Regions from separate parts of the Homo sapiens genome. Here region 1 is linked to region 2. A link is a contact called in ENCODE Hi-C or POLR2A ChIA-PET data. All regions are on one chromosome and are shown on one strand. The core of a region is the stretch at or near the end of the contact, and the rest is flanking DNA. Distances in the headings are between cores, read along the strand shown.

Evidence for each region. A loop is a pair of places that touch in the nucleus more often than their neighbours do. ChIA-PET counts read pairs that join two places held with the same protein, here RNA polymerase II (POLR2A). Pooled maps may share reads with other maps.
Region 1: a pooled map shows a loop between it and region 2 (2.6-fold over the local background). The contact joins two enhancer-like sites. A Hi-C loop is called at or near these places in 1 of 50 pooled maps. POLR2A ChIA-PET finds 5 or more read pairs at or near these places in 2 of 52 experiments (OCI-LY7 and WTC11).

The regions. Positions count from the first base shown.
Region 1 is chr20:32,152,770-32,158,204 of GRCh38, forward strand. It overlaps TM9SF4 (transmembrane 9 superfamily member 4), which reads left to right. Exons shown (of 18, transcript NM_014742.4): 13 at 2,334-2,417; 14 at 5,025-5,200. Among named protein-coding and RNA genes, the nearest start is that of TM9SF4, 46 kb to the left of the region's middle. RefSeq lists a silencer at 77-371 and an enhancer at 77-371. Within about 2 kb of position 2,547, at least 20 of the 41 ENCODE cell types and tissues checked have a DNase peak (open chromatin) inside an H3K27ac peak, as active enhancers do.
Region 2 is chr20:32,014,777-32,019,951 of GRCh38, forward strand. It overlaps CCM2L (CCM2 like scaffold protein), which reads left to right. Exons shown (of 10, transcript NM_001365692.1): 2 at 128-295; 3 at 3,024-3,107; 4 at 3,203-3,386; 5 at 4,167-4,633. Among named protein-coding and RNA genes, the nearest start is that of CCM2L, 6.9 kb to the left of the region's middle. RefSeq lists a silencer at 3,984-4,113. Within about 2 kb of position 3,660, at least 7 of the 41 ENCODE cell types and tissues checked have a DNase peak (open chromatin) inside an H3K27ac peak, as active enhancers do.

The DNA.
Region 1 (5,435 bases), core at 1,297-3,796, 140 kb after region 2:
AGTCCTCCAGAGGCTGCCGCCTCCCCCACCTCCTACCCCGAGCCTGGCAGAGCCCTCATGAGACCTAAGTAGCACTTGGCAGAGCTAAGTAGGGGCAGGTGTGTTGTTCTCTACATAGGGGTCTGCCTTTCTCCCTGGAGCTTTTTTTCCTACCTAGCACAGTGCCCAGTTAGTAAATTTCAGCCAGGAAGGCAGATGAGGAATTCTGTGCTACACAACAGAGTCATGCAGGAACACAAAGGAAGGGAGGAAGTGACCTTTGAGCCGGGCCTTGAGGAGGATTTCAGATGAAGGGACGCAGCCAGCAGTGGGGCCTAAGGTTCTGGAATGGCCTAGATCCCAGTCTGGCTCTGCATTGGTTGATAACTTTCAACAGCCCTCTGAGCTTCAGTTTCCCCATCTCTCCAATGAAGATAGCTAGGGTTAACTGCACATAAGGACCTTGGTATAGCATTAGCCCTCAGGAAATGGATCCTCTGAGGTGTTGATGACCTATGCAAAAAGGCCCAGAGACAGGAATGTGCAGGAACAGTGACCAGTTGTTGGGTGCAGGGCTGTGAGCCAAAGATGAAACTGGCAATGGAGGTTTGAGCATCAGGTTCCGGAGGGCCTTCGTCATTGTGGTTAGTGACCCACCTGGATGCTCAGGCTGCCACAGCAGTCCCTGGCCTGGTGATCAGTGTGGCAAGAAGGTTCATGCCGGTTGTGGTGGCTTGTGCCTCTAATCCCAGTCCTTTGGGAGGCCGAGGCAGGAGGATCACTTGAGCCCAGGAGTTTGAGATCAGCCTGGGCAACACAGTGAGACCCTGTCTCTACAAAAAATAAATTACTTGGATGTGGTGGCATGTGCCTGTAGTCCTCCTAATCAGGCAGGTGAGGTGGGAGGATCACTTGAGCCCAGGAGTTTGAGGCTGCGGTGAGCTATGATTGCACCACTGCACTCCAGCCTGAGTGACAGAGTGAGACCCTGTCTCTGAAGAAAATAGAAGAAAAAGTCTCAACTGTAACTCTGGTGCATTGACTAGACTAGAATCCCTGTGCCTATACCCCACCCAAGAGATTCTGACTGGCAAGAATACACTGCAGTAGGTCAGGAGCATGGGCTCTGGGGTCAGACTGCCTGCGTTTATACCTCTGCTGTACCTTCAGGAGGCTGGGTGACGTGGAGGTGGTGAGGGGTTGTCTTTAACATCGCCAGGCCTCAGTGTCCTCATTAAAAGGAATAATGGTAGACTTTCCTTCCAGACTTGCGTGAGGATTAGGTGAGACAAGGTACATAGGAACCCAGCATCTGCCACCCCAAGACTCAGAGCTTCACCATCCTTCTAGGCAGTTTGGGTTGGGGCCCAGACATACGTGTTTTGTTAAAGTTGTTTTTTAGGGTTTTTGTGTGTGTGTGAGACAGAGTCTTGCTCTATTACCCAGGCTGGAGTGCAGTGGCATGACTCGGCTCACTGCAACCTCTGCCTCCCGGGCTCAAGCAATCCATCTGTTTCAGCCTCCCAAGTAGCTGGGACCACAGGTGCGTACTACCACGCCTGGCTAATTTTTTGTAAAGACAGGGTTTCACCATGTTGCCCAGGCTGGTCTCAAACACCTGAGCTCAAGCGATTCTGGAGGTAATTTTTCTCCCCCTCAAAAAAAAAATTTTTTTACATATGTATATATTGGGTAGTTAACGTGTTCTTTTTTTCTTTTTTTTGAGACGGAATCTCGCTCTGTCGCGCAGGCTGGAGTGCAGTGGCACGATCTCTGCTCACTGCAACCTTTGCCTCCCGGGTTCAAGCAATTCTCCAGCCTCAGCCTCCCGAGTAGCTGAGACTACAGGCATGAGCCACCACACCGGCTATTTTTTGTATTTTTAGTAGAGACGGAGTTTCGCCATGTGGGCCAGGCTGGTCTCAAACTCCTGACCTCAGGTGATCCACCTACCTCGGCCTCCCAAAGTGCTGGGATTGCAGGCATGAGCCACCACGCCTGGCCAGAGTAGTTACCGTGTTCTCAGTGATGAGAGTACATCAGAGAACAAGGTAGACACACTCCTCCCAAGGAGCTCACAGTCTTTTGGGGATAGGCGGATATTGATCAGGTAGCCAAAATATGTAATTACGAACTGGGATGAGAGCAAGAAGGGGCAGTATTAGGGACCTGAGAGGGCATAGAACAGAGTCCTGCTCAGTCTGAGGGTCAGGGAATACTTTCTGGAAGGAATGATGCTTGAGCAGAGTCTGAAAGACAAGGAGGGCTTAAGAGCTTCTGGTCTGGGGGCCCCACCGGGACAGGTAGGGGAGGTCCCTGGATGCTGCTCCTCAACCCGGCCCCTCTTGCTCCAGACGGCAACTCTGTACCCTGGTGTGGTTTTTGGCATCTGCTTCGTATTGAATTGCTTCATTTGGGGAAAGCACTCATCAGGAGCGGTAAGTGCCTCCCCTACCCTTCCAGCCCCTCCCCAGCAAGCGAGGACCAGTTGCACTCAGCCCTACTCCCAAAAGCCACTTCCTGCCATTCCCTTCCCTTTTCTGAGTCCCCAGAGTTACGTTCCCAGCCATGAGGGCAGAGGGCCAGCTGGGGTTTCCCCAGCCCTGCCCTTGGTGTGTCATGCCCTGGCCCTGGCCTTCCTGTGAGATCTTTCAGTCAACTGACCCAAGCCCACTTCTCTAAAGGGAGGTTTCCACAGTCCAGCGGCCAACTGGGGAATTTCCCTTTGTCTTAACCAAGAGTGAGCTGCCCAGTGTGAGTTTATTAGGTCATTATCCCAAAGCAAGCCTGTCCTCCTCAGTGTCCCTGCCCCTCAGCACCAGCCCCTGCAGGTGGAGGAGAGAGGAAAGGAAGGATCAGGTTGTATTACCCTTAGAGCTGGGAATCCTGCCAGCCCCAGTCCAGTGTGTTACTAGCAGCTGTCCAAGACTCACTGAGGAGGATTTTGAACTCAGTTGTGGGGAGGGGGAGTGGGGTCTTGGTCAATTAGCAGGACTGCAGTTGAGATGTGGCAGGCATTTTGCTATCCTAGCCTTAGCACGTAGAGCCCTCTGCCCTCCACCTGGGGGTGGCGGTAAAGGTCCTTGCATGAGGCTTCACGTCCAGGCTTACAGAGGAGGGGTTTCTTTCCCAGCAACTTAGGAAGCCACCCTCAAGACACAGTCATGCCCTTCCTCTCACTTCACCTTTTTTATCCCTGTGTTCCTTCTCCCTTTGAGCATTTTCCTCCCAGTTACCAGCTGCTCATTATAAACATTCACTGTAGAAATTTTGGAAAGTGCAGAGAAGTTAAAGAAGAAATTTAAAATAACCCCAAATCTGCTCACCCAGAGATAAATACAATGTAGGTCTTTAATATATGTTGTCTTTTTTCCTTTTTATAGATATACTTACAAAAGAATTACATAATTTAAAATTTATAAAATAACAGCAAACATTTATATGATGCTTGCTTTGTAGTAATACTGTTCTAAACACTTTATATATATATTTCTTTTTATGTGATTCTTGTAAAAAGTAAGTGTAGAGAAGAGGATAAAGAAGAAAATGAAAAATCAGTTCTAATCCCCCATATCCCATCTAAGGAAGTATTGTTAGCTCTTTGGTATAGGCCTTTCCAGGCACAAATATAAATAGATACAGTTGTCCCTTGGTATTCATAGGGGATTGGTTCCAGGACCCCTGAAGATACCAAAATTCAAGGATGCTCGAGTCCCATATATAAAGTGGCATAGTGTTTACGTACACACATCCTGTATATTCTGACTCTTCTCTAGATTACTTAAAATACCTAATACAATGTAAATGCTATGTAAATAGTTGTTATACTATATTGTTTTTTAATTTGTATTGTTGTATTTTTTGTTTGTTTGTTTTGAGACAGGGTCTCACTCTGTTGCTCAGGCTGGAGTGCAGTGCTGTGGTCTCAGCTCACTGCAACCTCTGCCTCCCGGGCTCAAGTGGTCCTCCCACCTCAGCCCCACTGAGTAGCTGGGACTACAGGTGTCACCACCACACTCGGCAATTAAAAAAAAAAATTGTAGAGATACAGTCTCACTGTGTTGCCTAGGCTGGTCTCAAACTCCTGGGCTCAAGTGATCTGCCCACCTAGGCCTCCCAAAGTGCTGGGATTACAGGCGTGAGCCACTGTACCCAGCTTATTTTATTGTATTTTTTTTTTTCCTGGACATTTTCTTTTTTTTTTTTTTTGAGACGAAGTCTCACTCTCTCACTCTGTCACCCAGGCTGGAGTGGAGTGGCAAGGTCTCAGTTCACTGCAACCTCCACCTCCCAGGTTCAAATGATTCTCCTGCCTCAGCCTCCCAAGTAACTGGGATTACAGGTGCCCCCCACAGTGCCCGGCTAATTTTTTTTTTGTAATTTTAGTAGAGACTGGGTTTTACCATGTTGGCCAGGCTGATCTTGAACTCCTGACCTCAAGTGATCTGCCCACCTCAGCCTCCCAAACTGCTGGTATTACAGGCATGAGCCACTGCTCCCGGCCTTCCTGAACATTTTCTGTTTGCAGTTGATTAAATCCACAGATGCAGAACCCATGGATACAGAGGACCGACTATGTTGTGTTTTTATTAAAATGGAATCCTTCTATACACATAGTTTATAGCCTCCTTTTTACACTTAATAGTATATCATGTAGTTTTATTCTGACAAGATTGGGAGCACTTTGTACAGTGTTGTTTTTTCCCTTCTTTTCTTCACATAATGTGCCACATGTAATCTCTTCATTTTGACCTCTTCATCTCTTCACGTTCTCAGTCCACTCCTTCCTGTTCCTCCCCTACTTCCTCCCTGGATGGTGAGCTCCTCTGGGATGCTGAGGTGCCTTCTTCACTGGGAGTCCAGATCAGGGCTGGGGTCAGCCTCAAGAGATTCTGGCCAGGAGCCCTGTGGTGGGGGCAGGGAGTGTGCTTCTGCTGCACAAGTCGCCTCTCCTTCTGTGGAGCCCAGAAGGTCCCCTCCCCCTTGCGCAGCCCCCATCCCGGGCATCAGGGCCTCGTGGGGGCCTCATGGTGCCATGTCTACAGGTGCCCTTTCCCACCATGGTGGCTCTGCTGTGCATGTGGTTCGGGATCTCCCTGCCCCTCGTCTACTTGGGCTACTACTTCGGCTTCCGAAAGCAGCCATATGACAACCCTGTGCGCACCAACCAGATTCCCCGGCAGATCCCCGAGCAGCGGTGGTACATGAACCGATTTGTGGGGTGAGTCCTCCAGCAGAGGCAAGAGCAGGGGAACGTGGAAGAGGGTACGCCCCCCTCCGCCACCAGAAGGGTGCGGCAACCAGAGTTCCTGCCGCTTCAGCCGGCTCTAATAGAGTTTATGAAAGCTTAACTTCACTCCAAGATCAAGGTGACCAGGTTGTAGGCAGACTTGGTGTCATCCTAGGAACCAGGACAAGGAAGGGGAAGGATGGAAGGGTATAGTGAGACAGGTTAA
Region 2 (5,175 bases), core at 2,410-4,909:
TACAGAGGTACCCCTTCTGCAGAGTTTTGGTGAGAATTAAATTAGGTAATGTAAGTAAAAGTGAGCATAGTAAGAGTTCAATAAAAGCAGCCACTGTTATCACTCTCATTCCTCCTCTCCTCCCCAGGGCTTTGTATCCCCCATCCGAAGGCTGGTGTTCCCCAAGGCCGGGCGCCGGGCAGCCTGTAGGAGCAGCGTGAGCCGCCGGCCCCTGCACTCGATGCCCCTTTATCCCCCCGACTACCTCATCGACCCCCAGATTCTGCTGTGTGACTACCTGGAGAAAGAGGTCAAGGTGCGTGCAGGATGAGAAGGGGTGGGAAAACCTTGGGGTGAGGAGACCTTCACTTCTCCTTGACACCAAGTTCTGATCAGCCGTATCTCACACAGGGGAAGTTGTGGCTCATTGGAAAGAGGCCTGGGTTCATGTCAGCCTTGCCCCCACCTTCAGCAAGTGACCTCCATCTGCTGAGCCTCCTCAGTGTTCCCATCTCAACATGAGGCTCAAAACCTACCCCCAGTGGAGAGTGGATGGGAGAGTGTTCTGTGCGTGGAAAAGTCCTATCTTTTGTCAACTGACATAACAGAAAGGGAGACTCACTAAAAGAAAATGATGTTTACTCAGGAATAGGCATTGCAATGGGAATATGCGTGCCATAGTAAACTGTGTATTCAGGAGGTAAAGGAAGGCAAAGGTTTTTAAAGGAAAAGTGAGGAGGATTACATAATTGTTTTGAGATAATTATACCTGGCTGCAAGGATCAATAACAAGGATGGCACCATTTCCAAGTTGGATGAGCAGTTGCTGTCCTTGCAGGAATATGTGTGTGTGTGTAAGGTTGTGATGGCCTTTGTGCAAAGTTGTAGTTTTTACAGTCTTTTTGATAGTTCTTGTTATCAGGCGTTCATGCATGAGAATCCTCCCTCCTATTTGTCAGGGCTTTTAACACAAGTGACTCCATTCTGATTGACAACTTTGACATTTCCCATGAGATTTTACTGCAGTGACCTTGCTGTTACTCGGACAGCGTCCAGATTAACAGCAAAACACAAAGGACTTCCACCACTTAGGAGCTGTACTTCTTTTTTTTTTTTTTTGAGACAGAGTCTCATTCTGTCTCCCAGGCTGGAGTGCAGTGGCACGATCTTGGCTCACTGTAACCTCCGCCTCCCGGGCTCAAACAATTCTCCTGCCTCAGCCTCCTTAATAGCTGGGACTACCGGCACGCACCACCACACGCAGCTAATTTTTTTGTATTTTTAATGGAGCTGGGGTTTCACTATGTTGGTCAGGCTGGTCTCAAACCCCTGACCTCAGGTGATCCGCCCACCTTGGCCTCCCAAAGTGCTGGGATTACAGGTGTGAGCCACCACACCTGGCATGAACACCATGAAGAGGAAATGATGGATCTTCATTTAGCCTAAAAAGATTGATATGGGGGTAGGGTTGTCTGAACTGGCAAACAATAAGCCACCTAGTAAAATCTGAATTTCAGATAAGCAATGAATACTTTCTTAGCATAATTATGTCCCAAATATTGCAAGGGACTAAAAATACTAAACAACTTAAAAATTATTGTTGATCAACGGCCAGGCACGGTGGCTCACACCTGTAATCCCAGCACTTTAGGAGGCCGAGGCGGGTGAATCACGAGATCAGGAGTTCAAGACCAGCCTGGCCATCTTTTAGTAGAGATGGTGAAACCCGTCTCTACTAAAAATACAAAAAATTAGCTGGGTGTGGTGGTGGGTGCCTGTAATCCCAGCTACTGGGGAGGCTGAGGCAGGACAATCGCTTGAACCTGGGAGGCAGAGGCTGCGGTGAGCCGAGCTCACACTGCTGCACTCCAGCCCGGGCGACAGTGCGAGACTCCAGCCCCCCCACGCCCGCCAAAAATTGTTGTTTTCAAGTTCAAATTTAACTGGCATCCTATATTTTATCTGGCAACCCTATATGGAGGGAAAAACTAACAAATAAATCTGCTTAAAAATTGAGGGCTGAAATTTGATAAAGAATAAAAAGAAGAGAAAATGTTTGATTGGTGGATTCACCTAGAGGAATAGAACTAAAAATAATTTTTTAAAAGTTGGCCAGGCATGGTGGCTCACACCTGTAATCCCAGCACTTTGGGAGGCTGAGGCAGGCTGATTACTTGAGGTCAGGAGTTTGAGGGCAGCCTGGCCAACATGGTGAAACCCCGTCTCTACTAAAAATACAAAAATTAGCTGGACGTGGTGGCACGTGCCTGTAATCCCAGCTACTCAGGAGGCTGAGGCAGGAGAATCGCTTGAACCCGGGAGGCAGAGCTTGCAGTGAGCTGATATCTTGCCATTGAACCCCAGCCTGAGTGACACTGAGACTATCTCAAAAAAAAGTTAACTATTATATTGAGTAACATTTAAGTGCTAACATTAGGATATAAGAGTAAAGGAAAAATTTGTTGATTTAGTGCATCATTTTTCCTGACAAAATGGTATACTAATTTGATCCAACATTCTTCCCTTTCCATTTGACTTCTGCAACAAGACCATAAGGAAGGCAAGTGATTTGCAATTCCTTTGACAATGATGCTTGGGGTAGAGAGAGCCACTCAGGCCAGAGGAAATTTACAGGTGGTCAGTTCTTTCAAGCTGTTATAATAACTTTTGCTTCCCTATGGAATCTTATAGCTAGATGACTATGTGTTAAGGCAATATAAGCCAGCAGTTGAGAGTGTGGGCTCTGGCATGTGGATCCCAGTTTGATCCTCTCTAGCTATCTAATCCTGGGCAAGTTCTTTAGTTAGCCACACCCTGCCTTGGTTTTTCTCATCCTTAAAGCAAGGGTGAATGAGTGAATATATAGAGAGCGCTCAGAACTTTGCCTAGCTTCTATTAAGGGCTCAGTAAAAGTTATTATCAGGTATATTAATTCATGTATTTCTATCTCAATCTATCCGCACTGCATCAATGAGAAGGCCAGGGTTCTTCAAGGTTTCAGGGTGACATCTCTGTGTCCTTCTCTCACCCCGATTTCCATCCAGTTCCTGGGCCACCTTACCTGGGTGACTTCCTCACTGAACCCCTCCAGTCGGGACGAGCTCCTGCAGCTGCTAGACACCGCCAGGGTGAGACTCTGGGGAGGGAGGAGGGCAGGATCTCGCTCCCTTCTCCCTCTTCTACCTGCGGACCTCGGGAACTCGAGATCTGCCCCTCCCTGCAGCAGCTGAAGGAGCTGCCGCTGAAGACCACGGCGGAGCAGGACAGCATCCTGAGCCTGTCTGCCCGCTGCCTGCTGCTCACCTGGCGCGACAATGAAGAGCTCATTCTGCGAATCCCTACGCACGAGATCGCCGCCGCCTCCTACCTGCAGGACGACGCGCTGCACCTGCTAGTGCTCAAGACCGGTGCGGCGGGAGGGGGCGGGGGCGGGGGAGGGGCGGGGGCGGGGGCGGGGGAGGGGCGGGGGCGGGGGCGGGGCAGGGGCAGGGGCAGGGGCCGGAGGTGTGCGGATGGAGAAGGAGAGGGACCTGCGGCGGGGGCAGAGGAGATGGAAAAGGTCTGACCATACTACCCTGAGACTAGGGGCAGGCCGAAGAGGCTCTGGGAAAGCAGACAGGGCCTGAGGTTGAGGATGAAGGTGGGTGGCCTGAGCCACTACACTGAGGCCAGGTGGTGGAGCACTAAGAGGGTGGAGAAGCCCAAGACCTAGGCCAGGGCTGGATCCGCAGTTACCACCCGGCTCTGAGGCTAGAGTGGACCCTTGGGCTGGGGGCGGGGCCTGATTCCAGGGGCGGGGCTGAGGAGAGGCGGGAAGTCAGAATCCAAGGGGGCGGTCCCTGAAACCCGGGACTGGGTCCCCAGTTAAGGCTCCCTTGGGAGGGGACAGCCTGACCACCACCCTCTGTTCAGAGGGCAGGTCTGAGGCCAGGGGCGCAGGCGTCGTGGGGAGCGTGGAAGCCACCTGGCCAGACCACCGAGAGGCCAGGGGTGGAGACTGAGGCCGGGGGCGGGCCCGAAAGTGTGGAAGCGGAGTGGGCGGGGAACCGCCGCGCTACTTTAAAGCCGGGGGCGAGGCGGCGGTGGAACCCCAGAGCCGCGAGGTCAGGTGGCCAGCCGGCCTCGGCGGGGCGGGGGGGTCTCTGAGTCCCGATCCCCGCGGCTGACGGTCCCCCGGACTCTCCTAGGTCTGGGTGTGGACCCGGTGCCGGCCGGCGTGGATGCCAGCCCAGGCGGCGCAGGACGCGACCCCGGCCCGCCAGGCGGGGCGCCCGAGAAGCGGCGGGTGGGCACCGCGGAGCGGCGCCACACCATCTGCAGCCTGGACTGGCGGATGGGGTGGGGTGGGGGCGCCGCGGAGGCCCGGGCCGGGGGAGGCGGCGGCGGCAGCTTGGAGCGCCAGCGCGCCGGGGCGCGGGCGTCGGGCAGCTGGGAGCGACGGCAGACGTTCAGCGGCAGCTGGGAGCGGCGGCACGGAGGCGGCGGCGGCGGCGGCGGCGCGGGAAAGCCGGGCGGTAGCTGGGAGCGGAGGCAGGCGGGCAGCGGCGGGGGAGGCAGCTGGGAGCGGCGCCACCCCGGCCCCAACCCGCTCGACCCGCAGGACCCCAGCCCCGACGCCTACTGCAACCTGGTCATCCTGGCTGTAGCCAACAGGGTGAGCCCGAGGGCAGCCTGCTCCCAAAGCCCGGCTTCGGGAACGCTGCTTCCCCGCCCCCACCTTGCCCCCGCCCCACCCACCAGGTTCCTAGGATCTGCCCCTGCCTTCTCCCTGCACCTGCCCCACCTAATGGCTCCTAAACTCCGGACCTGGACACCTCCAGGGCATCTCCCCTTGACTCCCTCAATGGGATGAACTCTCAAAATGGCCAAAACAAACTAGATCTAACCTCCAGCCCGTTCCTTCTCCAACGTTGTCAGTGTTGGCCCCACCACAGTAACATTCACGAGGACACTAATCACCAGCGTGAATCTAGGGCCAGCTCATGCCAGACACAGGGCTGCATCAACTCATTTAATTCTCACAGCAACCTCTGGAGGCAAATATTACAACTACTGTATTCCCATTCTATAGAAAAGGAAACCGAGATCCATAGGTGAAGTAACATAGGCAAGGTCACACAGGAAGCACGTGGTGGTTTTAAGATTCAAATCCAGTAAGTTCAGAGCCAGTACTCTTGGTAACTAAGATGGCCACCC